Linked DNA regions of Homo sapiens: all the other regions are linked to region 3. The links are chromatin contacts, found by Hi-C or POLR2A ChIA-PET in ENCODE. All regions are on one chromosome and are shown on one strand. Each heading gives the region's core, a stretch centred on a gene start or an enhancer-like site at or near the end of the contact. The rest is flanking DNA. Distances are from core to core; before and after follow the strand shown. Region 1 has its middle 79 kb from the start of CT70. Region 2 overlaps LOC105376197 (a long non-coding RNA gene). Region 3 holds the start of SLC44A1 (solute carrier family 44 member 1).

The links. A loop is a pair of places that touch in the nucleus more often than their neighbours do. ChIA-PET counts read pairs that join two places held with the same protein, here RNA polymerase II (POLR2A). Pooled maps may share reads with other maps.
Region 1: a map of PC-9 shows a loop between it and region 3 (7-fold over the local background). The contact joins the enhancer-like site here to the promoter of SLC44A1 in region 3. A Hi-C loop is called at or near these places in 6 of 168 maps with a recorded cell type or tissue (Caco-2, PC-9, chondrocyte and 3 more) and 17 of 50 pooled maps. POLR2A ChIA-PET finds 5 or more read pairs at or near these places in 4 of 52 experiments (A549, BJ, SK-N-SH and 1 more).
Region 2: a pooled map shows a loop between it and region 3 (3-fold over the local background). The contact joins the enhancer-like site here to the promoter of SLC44A1 in region 3. A Hi-C loop is called at or near these places in 5 of 168 maps with a recorded cell type or tissue (CD4-positive, alpha-beta T cell, CD4-positive, alpha-beta memory T cell, CD8-positive, alpha-beta T cell and 1 more), 1 of 37 single-sample maps with no recorded cell type and 12 of 50 pooled maps. POLR2A ChIA-PET finds 5 or more read pairs at or near these places in 7 of 52 experiments (CD4-positive, alpha-beta T cell, CD4-positive, alpha-beta memory T cell, H1 and 4 more).

The regions. Positions count from the first base shown.
Region 1 is chr9:105,069,728-105,072,749 of GRCh38, forward strand. No RefSeq gene overlaps it. Among named protein-coding and RNA genes, the nearest start is that of CT70, 79 kb to the left of the region's middle. RefSeq lists an enhancer at 746-1,945. Within about 2 kb of position 1,529, at least 2 of the 41 ENCODE cell types and tissues checked have a DNase peak (open chromatin) inside an H3K27ac peak, as active enhancers do; they include PC-9, where a contact is called at or near this core.
Region 2 is chr9:105,114,596-105,117,626 of GRCh38, forward strand. The region is part of intron 1 of LOC105376197 (a long non-coding RNA gene); the gene reads left to right. Among named protein-coding and RNA genes, the nearest start is that of CT70, 120 kb to the left of the region's middle. Within about 2 kb of position 1,561, at least 6 of the 41 ENCODE cell types and tissues checked have a DNase peak (open chromatin) inside an H3K27ac peak, as active enhancers do; they include PC-9, where a contact is called at or near this core.
Region 3 is chr9:105,243,374-105,246,379 of GRCh38, forward strand. It overlaps SLC44A1 (solute carrier family 44 member 1), which reads left to right and starts at 1,278. Exons shown (of 16, transcript NM_080546.5): 1 at 1,278-1,531. The coding sequence starts at 1,496. LOC112268038 (a long non-coding RNA gene) reads right to left here and starts at 2,220. Exons shown (of 3, transcript XR_002956866.2): 1 at 1,646-2,220. RefSeq lists enhancers at 920-1,824, 1,825-2,728 and silencers at 1,051-1,650, 1,661-1,800, 2,141-2,220.

The DNA.
Region 1 (3,022 bases), core at 279-2,778, 170 kb before region 3:
ATGCAGCCATCTGGCTTTCTCCAAACCCCCAACTCCTCCCTTCACCTCTATGTGATTGAAAACTATGTGAACACTTGACCCCAGGGCAGACAGAGGCTTACTGTGTAGCCCAGGGAAAGACCTGCCCTAATAAGGAAGCCTAGACCAACCCAATATTACTCTTAGAAATGTAAATTGGGAAATACAGATAAAATCAGGCACTTTACAGAGGCTTAGGATGCAAGTTTGAGACAGGCTGGAGAGGCCACGATTAGCAATTAAGTGAACCAAGCTAGAAGTCAGCAAATAGCATGAGGTAGAGAAAAGACAGAGAAAATCAAGAGTTTAGCAAGAAGAGAAGTGGGCAGAAACAGAGAAAGAGACCTAAAGGACTTGGGTAACATTTCTTGGGGAGCACTTCAGGGAAAATCCTTAAAGTCTGTTGCAGAGATCCTGGTGCTGGTCTACCCTCCACCTCCAGTACCATGCAGTTTGGTCCTATTTTGCCTTCCCCTCTCAGATTTCCACGAGACTGCCTCCCTTTTGCCCACAGACCTTTCTTGAGTGAGTCTCTATCCCTTGGAATGAAAAGAACCCAATTCAGAGATAGAGGGTAAGGCCCACAGGCTATGTTTGATTGACTTATCTGTCCTAGGAACTCCTGCCAATGTCTTGTGTGATTGTTCATCCTCTTGTTCAGAGTTGCAACAACGCTGTTTCACACAGCGTCCTTGCAAGATCTGTACAAGGAATAGGATGGTTTGGAATGGAATAGGAGGAACAAGAACAAATGCTAAGTCCCACTCCTGCCAAGGTACGCCACATAATCTTTGCTGCAACCCTATAAGATAGGTATTATGTCCATCTTGAAGGGATAATTTTTTTTTTTTTTTTTTTTTTTTTGAGACGGAGTTACGCTCTGTTGCCAGGCTGGAGTGCAATGGCATGATCTTGGCTCACCGCAACCTCTGCCTCCCGGGTTCAAGCGATTCACCTGCCTCAGCCTCCCGAGTAGCTGGGATTACAGATGCCTGCCGCCATGCCTGGCTAACTTTTTGTACTTTTAGTAGAGACAGGGTTTCACCGTCTTGGCCAGTCTGGTCTTGAACTCCTGACCTTGTAATCCATCCGCCTCGGCCTCCCAAAGTGCTGGGATTAAGGCATGAGCCACAGCGCCCGGCCTAGATAAAATTTCTTGTATTTCTTGGTTTTTTGTTTGTTTGTTTTTGTCCTACTGGGAACCCTGAGATTCCACTGCAATTCTCTTCTTGAAGTCCCAGTTTTGATCCCAAGCTCCAATATGGAATTGAAAATACGAGGAACACCTCAACAATATTCTTCCTTTTTCTCTAGGGGCCCAGGAGAGACTAAAAGCTATGAAGGAATTTGATGTGGGGAACCCCAACAGAGCCAAGAAGGTACCCAGAGACTTTAGAAACTATAGGGACTTACTTCTCAGGACCCCTTTGAAACCTAGACCTAAGAGGATGATTTGATGCTGAGACAGCATGACATGCAGAGTGACTCAATCCAACAGAATGCTAAGTCTCAGTGAGCTGTCACCCCATTCTGCACCAGATGAATAACTCTGCAACACTCAGATGATTGTGACCTCCTCCTGCCGTGCCTGCCCACATGTCACCAGTAGAAGCAAGAATGAACATTTGTGAAAAAATTAGTCTGCATTGTCAATTGTCATCCTGGAGAGAAAATGACTTGATCTTCAGTGATAACAGGAATATTACCATCTTTCAGCCCCATCTCATTTTTCTTCACTTACTCAGAGTCTTACTCAGCGACCTAATACTGAGTCTACTGATGTCTTCACCTGCAAGAGCAACCTCCTTCCCAAATCAGTTCCCACTCCTAACAGGAGCAGAGGCAATATCAGTAGCCCTTTTTTATTTTTTTTCCTGAGACAGAGTCTTGCTCTGTCGCCCAGGCTGGAGTGCAGTGGCACAATCTCGGTTTACTGCAACCTCTGCCTCCTGGGTTTGAGCGATTCCCCTGCCTCAGCCTCCTGAGTAACTGGGATTACAGGCACCTGCCACCATGCCCGGCTGATTTTTTGTAGTTTTAGTAGAGATGGGGTTTCACCGTGTTGGTCAGGCTGGTCAATTCCTGACCTCGTGATCCACCCACCTCCCAAAGTGCTGGGATTACAGGCATGAGCCACTGTGCCCAGCCGCCTTTTTTGTTCTCTTCCTTGATCTTAGGAGTTTAGGAAATGATCACACTCCCAGATCCAAGATCTGGTGTTCTACCCTCAAAGCCAATGGACTCACAAGATCCCACCAAGCAGATCTAAATGATCTAGGACTAATAATGCAGGCTCTGAAGTTAGAGAGACTTAGAGTCAAATCTGAACTCTGCCACTTAACCTTGCACAAGGCCAGTGTCTCAATTAGGTTAGGATAGTCAACAATGCTAAATAAGAAAATTCATTTCTCGGCTGGGCACGGTGGTTCACACCTGTAATCCCAGCACTTTGCGAGGCCGAGGCAGGCGGATCACGAGGTCAGGAGTTCAAGACCAGCCTGGTCAACATGGTAAAACCCTGTCTCTGCTAAAATACAAAAATTAGCTGGGCGTGATGGCACACGCCTGTAATCCCAGCTACTCGGGAGGCTGAGGCAGGAGAATTGCTTGAACTCAGGAGGCAGAGGCTGCAGTGAGACCAGATGGCACCACTGCACTCCAGCCTAGGCGACAGAGCAAGACTCCATCTCAAAAAAAGAAAATTAATTTCTCATCACAATATACGTCCAACATAGGTTAGTGGAAGGCAGTGCTCCATATTATTACTCAAGAACCCAGGCTGAGAAAGGTTCCATCTTATAATGTCACCATCACAACACATGGTGTTCAGGGATACTAAGACAGGGGAAAGATGAGGGATGGGCCAAGTTTGAGGTTTTAACCATCTCATCCCAGAAATGATACAATGGCATTCCAGTTTTGGTCCATTGGCTAGAACTAGTCATGTAGCCCTGCCAACCTGCAAGGGCCTAAGAATCATCACCTTCCTTATTACCAGAAAGTG
Region 2 (3,031 bases), core at 311-2,810, 130 kb before region 3:
CAGTGGACCCAAAGGGAAGCAGCTGGGCAACATAAAGGCATGGAAACTGAGGCAGGAAGTCAATAGGGTTGACTTATTCTGCTTTACTGTGCACCGTGCATGCCCACTCTCTGGTGGAGGTGCTCATGGGAAAGAAATGACTACAGTTAAATTTCCTACTTAGAGGTCTAATGGAGTGACATTAAGAAACAGCCCTTCATTCCACTAACATTTATTGAGTACCTCCTATGTTCATAGCATAGTCTCTGGCTTCAAGGGTCCTACAGTAGAACAAGCACGATGGGAGATTCACAGAAATAACTCTGTGAGAAGTCCCATCCAAGTGCTGTGGAGCACAGAGGGAAAAAGAGGAACATCTAGAAGAAAAGAAAAGTCTCCTAAACTTCTTGAGAAGGGACCATGGCTATTTTTGCCTGGATAGCCCAATTCTAATTATCACTCTATCCGAGAGTTTAATTGCCTCTGGGTGATGCCAGCTGCCTTGAACTACAGGTCTGAAGGCACAGCTGTTGCTACTTGATCTACGTCTCCCTTAACTAAGTCTCAGGTTTGTAATCTTATCACACAGGGAACCTAGGGTTCCATATGACAGGACTGAAAATCCCTAGCTCTGTCACTTACTAAATAGTCATGTCTGCCTTTTCTAACCTTCCTGAACTTCAGTTTTACTCCTTATAAAATGAGAATAAAGACAACCCAAACTTCAAAGGGCTGTTTCAAGGATTAAGTGGAAGTCATGTATATGCACGGGTTTTGTAAACTTTAAAGAGCTAGAAAAACATTTATTTTAATGGTGTCTCAACTTGAGTCTGCACTGGGCTGCAGCCATGCCTGGGTGTGTTTGATGACCTGGTCTGTGGGGCTTCTGGGTGTCACTCCGTGTGAGGATGAGGAAGTGGTTTGGCTCACATGCCAGAAAAAGACGCAAAGACGGCTGGGCAGCATGTGGGAAGCTTCAGATATCTATGCCTAACCTGGCTCTGTGGACGGAAGTCAGAACTCAGCAAAGAGGCTGGGCGTGGTGGCTCATGCCCGTAATCCCAGCACTTTGGGAGGCCAAGGGGGGTGGATCATCTGAGGTCAAGAGTTTGATACTAGCTTGGCCAACATGGCGAAACCCCGTCTCTACTAAAAATACAAAAAAAAAAAAAAATTAGCTGGGCATGGTGGCACTCGCCTGTAATCCCAGCTACTTGGGAGGCTGAGGCAGGAGAATCACTTGAACCTGAGAAGTGGAGTTTGCAGTGAGCCAAGATCGCGCCATTGCACTCCAGCCTGGGTGACAGAGTGAGACTCTGTCTCAAAAAAACACATAAAAAAATAATAACTCAGCAGAGAGAGGGGCTCCTCACTGTTTTCAAAGGGCGATGTTACCACTGCCGCTTTCAGGCCTGCTGACAAACTAAAATGCAGAAAGGGAGGTGGAGGTGAAGGCACATGCTGTCTTCCCAGCACAGGGAGAATTCCAGAGCATTTGTCACCATTTAATCACCTGAAGAGTTTCCTCACCAGGGGAACACATTCTCCATGCAGATACAGCATATAAGGCATTTGCTGCACCTTCCCCTGGAGTTGTCAGGTGACCTGGAGACATTGCCAATGTGGGGGAGAGAGGAAGTGTAACAGGAGTACTTGTGAGTGGCTGCAAAATGCTCCTGGGGACAAAGTCTCAGGGGCAAGGGTCAGCAATGACAGGCCATTGCCCCTAATATGACCCCAACAGTGACACTCACAGGTGGGTGAGGCCTGGAGAAACTCGGCCACATGACTCTTCTGTCAGGATGAGTGTTAGATGCCATGTGTGTTCCCACGCCAGTAGCTGCTATTTCCAGTTGCTTCAATTGCTTCATTTGTTCAGGGAACCTGAGAAGGAAGATGTGTTACCCAGCAAGGCTAGAAGCCGCTTCTCTTAACAAAGACCACCCAGAAGTGAGCCGAGGTATTGGAAAGTACCCAGTGTGTGCTTTTCAACAAATGCTGCTTAAAGCTGCTGCAGTGTCCAGTAAACCATTGCTCTTGGTTCTCATCTCAGAGTTTTCCAATGCTGAGGGAATGCAGACAGAAGAATGTGTAAGATTATGACACAGGAGCTGCATGGTGAGGTGTAAAGGAGGAGAGAGGAGCAACAAATTGTGCCCCAACAAGAAAACGTGAAATGTCCGGTTTGTTTTTTTATTTTTTATTTTTTGAGACAGAGTCTTGCTCTGTCTGCCCGGGGTTGGAGTGCAGTGGTGCAATCTCGGTTAACTGCAGCCTCCACCTCCCGGGTTCAAGTGATTCTCCTGCATCAGCCTCCTAAGTAGCTGTGATTACAGGCACGCGCCACCACACCCAGCTGATTTTGTATTTTTAATAGAGATGGGATTTCACCCTGTTGACCAGGCTGGCCTAGAACTCCTGACCTCAAGTGATCCGCCCACCTTGGCCTCTCAAAGTGCTGGGATTATAGGCATGAGCCATCGCTCCTGGCCAAAATGTCCCTTTTAAGTGGAGTTGGAGTTGGGGGACAGTGCAGGGAGCTGTGGGCAAAGGTGAGTCAAAGAGAACAAAATGCCCCCCCTAAAGATATGGCAGGAAGTCTGGCCAAGGGTGGGGACATTGGTTTATTTTCTCTTTCTCTGCAGCCCACCACCATTAAGGCTAGAATTCTGGATCAAGCATCTTTAGAGGAGCCTCAAATGTGCCTGCATTCACTCAACAAGGAGAGAGTAAATAATTCATCCAAGGTCTGCCAAGAGAGCTCTCTGGCACCATAATGCTTTCTGAGGTGGAAGGTTAGCTCTTGCCAGACAGGGAGGAGCCCAGCCAACAACAGGGGTCTCCTTAGCAGTTTGGAATCTCTGTACAAATGCCAGCTCACAGCCACTCTGACTTGTCCAGCAGTGCCCTGGGCCCCTGCAGTATGCCTCGGACTAGCTTCATCCAGCAAACTGCTGCCTCTGACAGTCTGATGTCCATTTTCCCAGCCTGTACTGAGTGTCAATCATGGGCCTGAGTGAAAGAGACATGACCCCTGACTGCCTTGGAAGAG
Region 3 (3,006 bases), core at 28-2,527:
TTGGCTTAGATTCCCTTTCAGTGCATGTAAAGTCAATTTAATTCTGTGTTCTTTTCTTCCCTCTATACTTTAACTAATCTTTAAAACTTGATGTCTCATATTTGGTGAATCAGTCCTTTTGGAAGTCTCACTCCCTTGCAGCTTTGCAAATAAAGTTTTTCTTTTCTTTCCTGTGGCTGTCTTTTGAGACATTCTTTGACAAGATGAAATGACATATGAAGGCTATAACAGTGCCTGATAATGTGGGGTTTTTTTTAACATCATTATCTTTAGTTTTATTTCTTTCACTTTTTAACTGTTTTCACCTCATACTGTATTTCCTAACGACTCGTTTGGAATTGTAAATTTCTTGAAGGTAGTTACCACGTCTACTCTAACTTGTTGCTACTTCCTTGAGTCTTACTGATTTAGCAACAGGAACTTGGTAAGTCTCTTTTGCTCGCCTCTTTATTCCCAGTACTAGTCACTGGAACGTAGTGTGTCTTCAGTAAGTATTTTTAATATGAATAAATTAATGTCCCCTTATTGTTTTTTGTAGACTATCCTGTATAAGAAAGTTTAGCTTAGATCCAGTATGGCTTTGACTTGCGAGCCTGGATAACTTTTTGCCTTTTCCTCATTTCTGGCTATTTATTACCATTTCAACCTTGGGAACATTTCATTAGGTTCTTGGTCCCTTTCAAGCCTCAGTTTCCACATCAGCAAAATGGGGACAGTAGCAACAGATGCTTGTTTCTTCCCGTCTTCTTATCACCTATTCCTTCTCCAGGAAAGGTTTCTTGTGTACGCTTTCCTCTGGAGAAAAAAAACAGCCGACGGGGCGGTAAGAAGCCATCAGGATCCTGAGTTGTGCGTCCAGTAGGGAGAGGGAGAAGTCCCGCTTGCCTCCTAGATCCGGAAGCAATCCGGCCCCTTTTTGGCAGCGAGTTGGCCCGGTCTTTGGCTGCCTCAGACCGCGTTGCCCTCCAGCCTCGAGGCAGAGAGCTGCCTCGGTGCCACAGCTAAATAAGCCCGGCGCCGCGCAGCCTCTGACACGCGCGGAAGGGCCCGGCCTTGTTCTGGCTGCCGCCGCCCTGCCACCAGCACGGCGCTGCACTGGGGGCGGGGAGTCTGATGGGAGACGCGCGCGGCGCTGAGGAGGCGGCGGCCCGGGAGAGGGAGCGGGAGAGGGACTGGGCGCGGGAGGCGGGAGGCGGGGGGACAGAGGGAGGCGCCGCCGCCGCCGCCGCCCGCCCCTTTCCGCTGGGGAGCAGCTGCTGCAGCAGGAGCAGAGCAGGAGACGCGTAGCCGCCGTCGCCGCCGCCGGGGGATGTGGCCGGCGCCTGCCTCTAGCCGCGCCGCCTCTTGAGTACCAGCCGCCGCTGCAGCCGCCGCCGCCGCCTAGCCGTGCGGTGCCAGGCCGCGCCCTCCCCGGGCGCCCGCCGGCTCGCATGCCGAGGGGCTCCGGGGCGTAGCTGCGCGCCCGGCGCCGCCTCCGGGCTCCTTCGGCCCCGCCATGGGCTGCTGCAGCTCCGCCTCCTCCGCCGCGCAGGTGAGGGGCTCCCGCCTCCCGGCCGCCCGCCCGGATGCCTCCCGTGCGCCGCGTCGCGCGGCGGGCGCCCGCCGCCCGATACCTCTCGCTGTCCCCAGCCTCCCCTGAGCGCACCGTGCAGTCCAAAGACCCCCACTCCGCCTTTCCGTCCGCCGGGTCCCGCCGATGCCCGTGCGCTGGCTCCGCGGCTGCCGACTCAAAGGCGCCTCTGCGCGGCGCCTAGTGCGCCCTCAGCTCTTCCCGGCCCCTTCCCCAGTCGGCCCCCTCCTCCCAGTCACACCTGAGCTGCCCGTCCCGCCCGCCTGCAGGTAGAGGCTGCACTGGCGCCTCCTCTGCCCCAGGTGGCATCCCCTTCCCTGTTCTTCCGGGCCTGGCTCCTCTCTTCCACCTCCGTGGAGTCTCCCCGCCATCCGCCGCCCGTTTTCTGTGCTCCTCGCAGGTGTACCCCCAGCAAGAGCTCTTCACCTCTCCCACCGAATTCCAGTTTCTGCTTCATTAGATATTCTGTCCCTTTTCTCTTGCCCGCTGCCCCCTGGCTGGGTTCAGATGGTTTCAGCGGGTCCCGGAGCCCTTCCACGGCCCGCTCCGCAGACCTCGCTTGCTCGCTTGCACCCCATCCCCCCTTAGTGCCGTGACCCGGGCCCCGCGGCCTCCCCGCACTCGGAGGCCCCTGCGGGAGCGCCGACTCTGGGCTGGGAAGGAGATTGGGCACCTGGTGGGTGACGGGAGCGCTACGGAAACTCCCTCTTTGTTGCCAGTGTAACAGGAGGAAGAGGTTCCGAATTTAGTTTTTCTGTGGGCACTGGCTGAATGTTGTCGCTGAGGGCTGAGATGCAGAGATTTCTCTCAGCTTCTACCCTGCCCCCATCCAAATTTCGCCAACCTCCTTCTCTCGGATCCGAGCCCTTAACCTGGGTGGAAATGTTTAGACAACTGTACGAGGATCAAATGTAATAGAACTCGACTACTGGCCACTAATAACTGAGAGGACCTGTTTGTAAATTACCTAATTTAGTGGATTAGCGAGTGTATTTACAAATACTATAAAAAGCAATCAGGAATACTGCATCAAACTGTCTTGTGGTGGTGTATGAAAAATAGGCTCTGACAACGCCTGGGATGTAATCTCACAGTTTCATTAGCGTAGTTTCATTAACTGTGGTCTGTGATTTGTTTGTTTTAGGGGGCAGAAAAGGGCTCTTGTTTTTAGAAATAAAGGATGGTTGGTTCTTGGTGAAGAAAAACGCTAGTTTGGGGGGAAAAAATTCCTCCAGAAAGCTAGCATCTGTGATAATGCCAGAAGTGTTTTTGCTGCTGCTAAATGACTATATATAACTCAGTTTTAAATAACCTGCATACTTGTTCTGAAAATCTGAGATCTGTTAGAGAGAAAATGACTAGAATTGCAGATGAATGGGGGACATTTGTGTTTTATTAGGTATCCATCCTATCATCCTATTCCTCCAGTCTTTTTT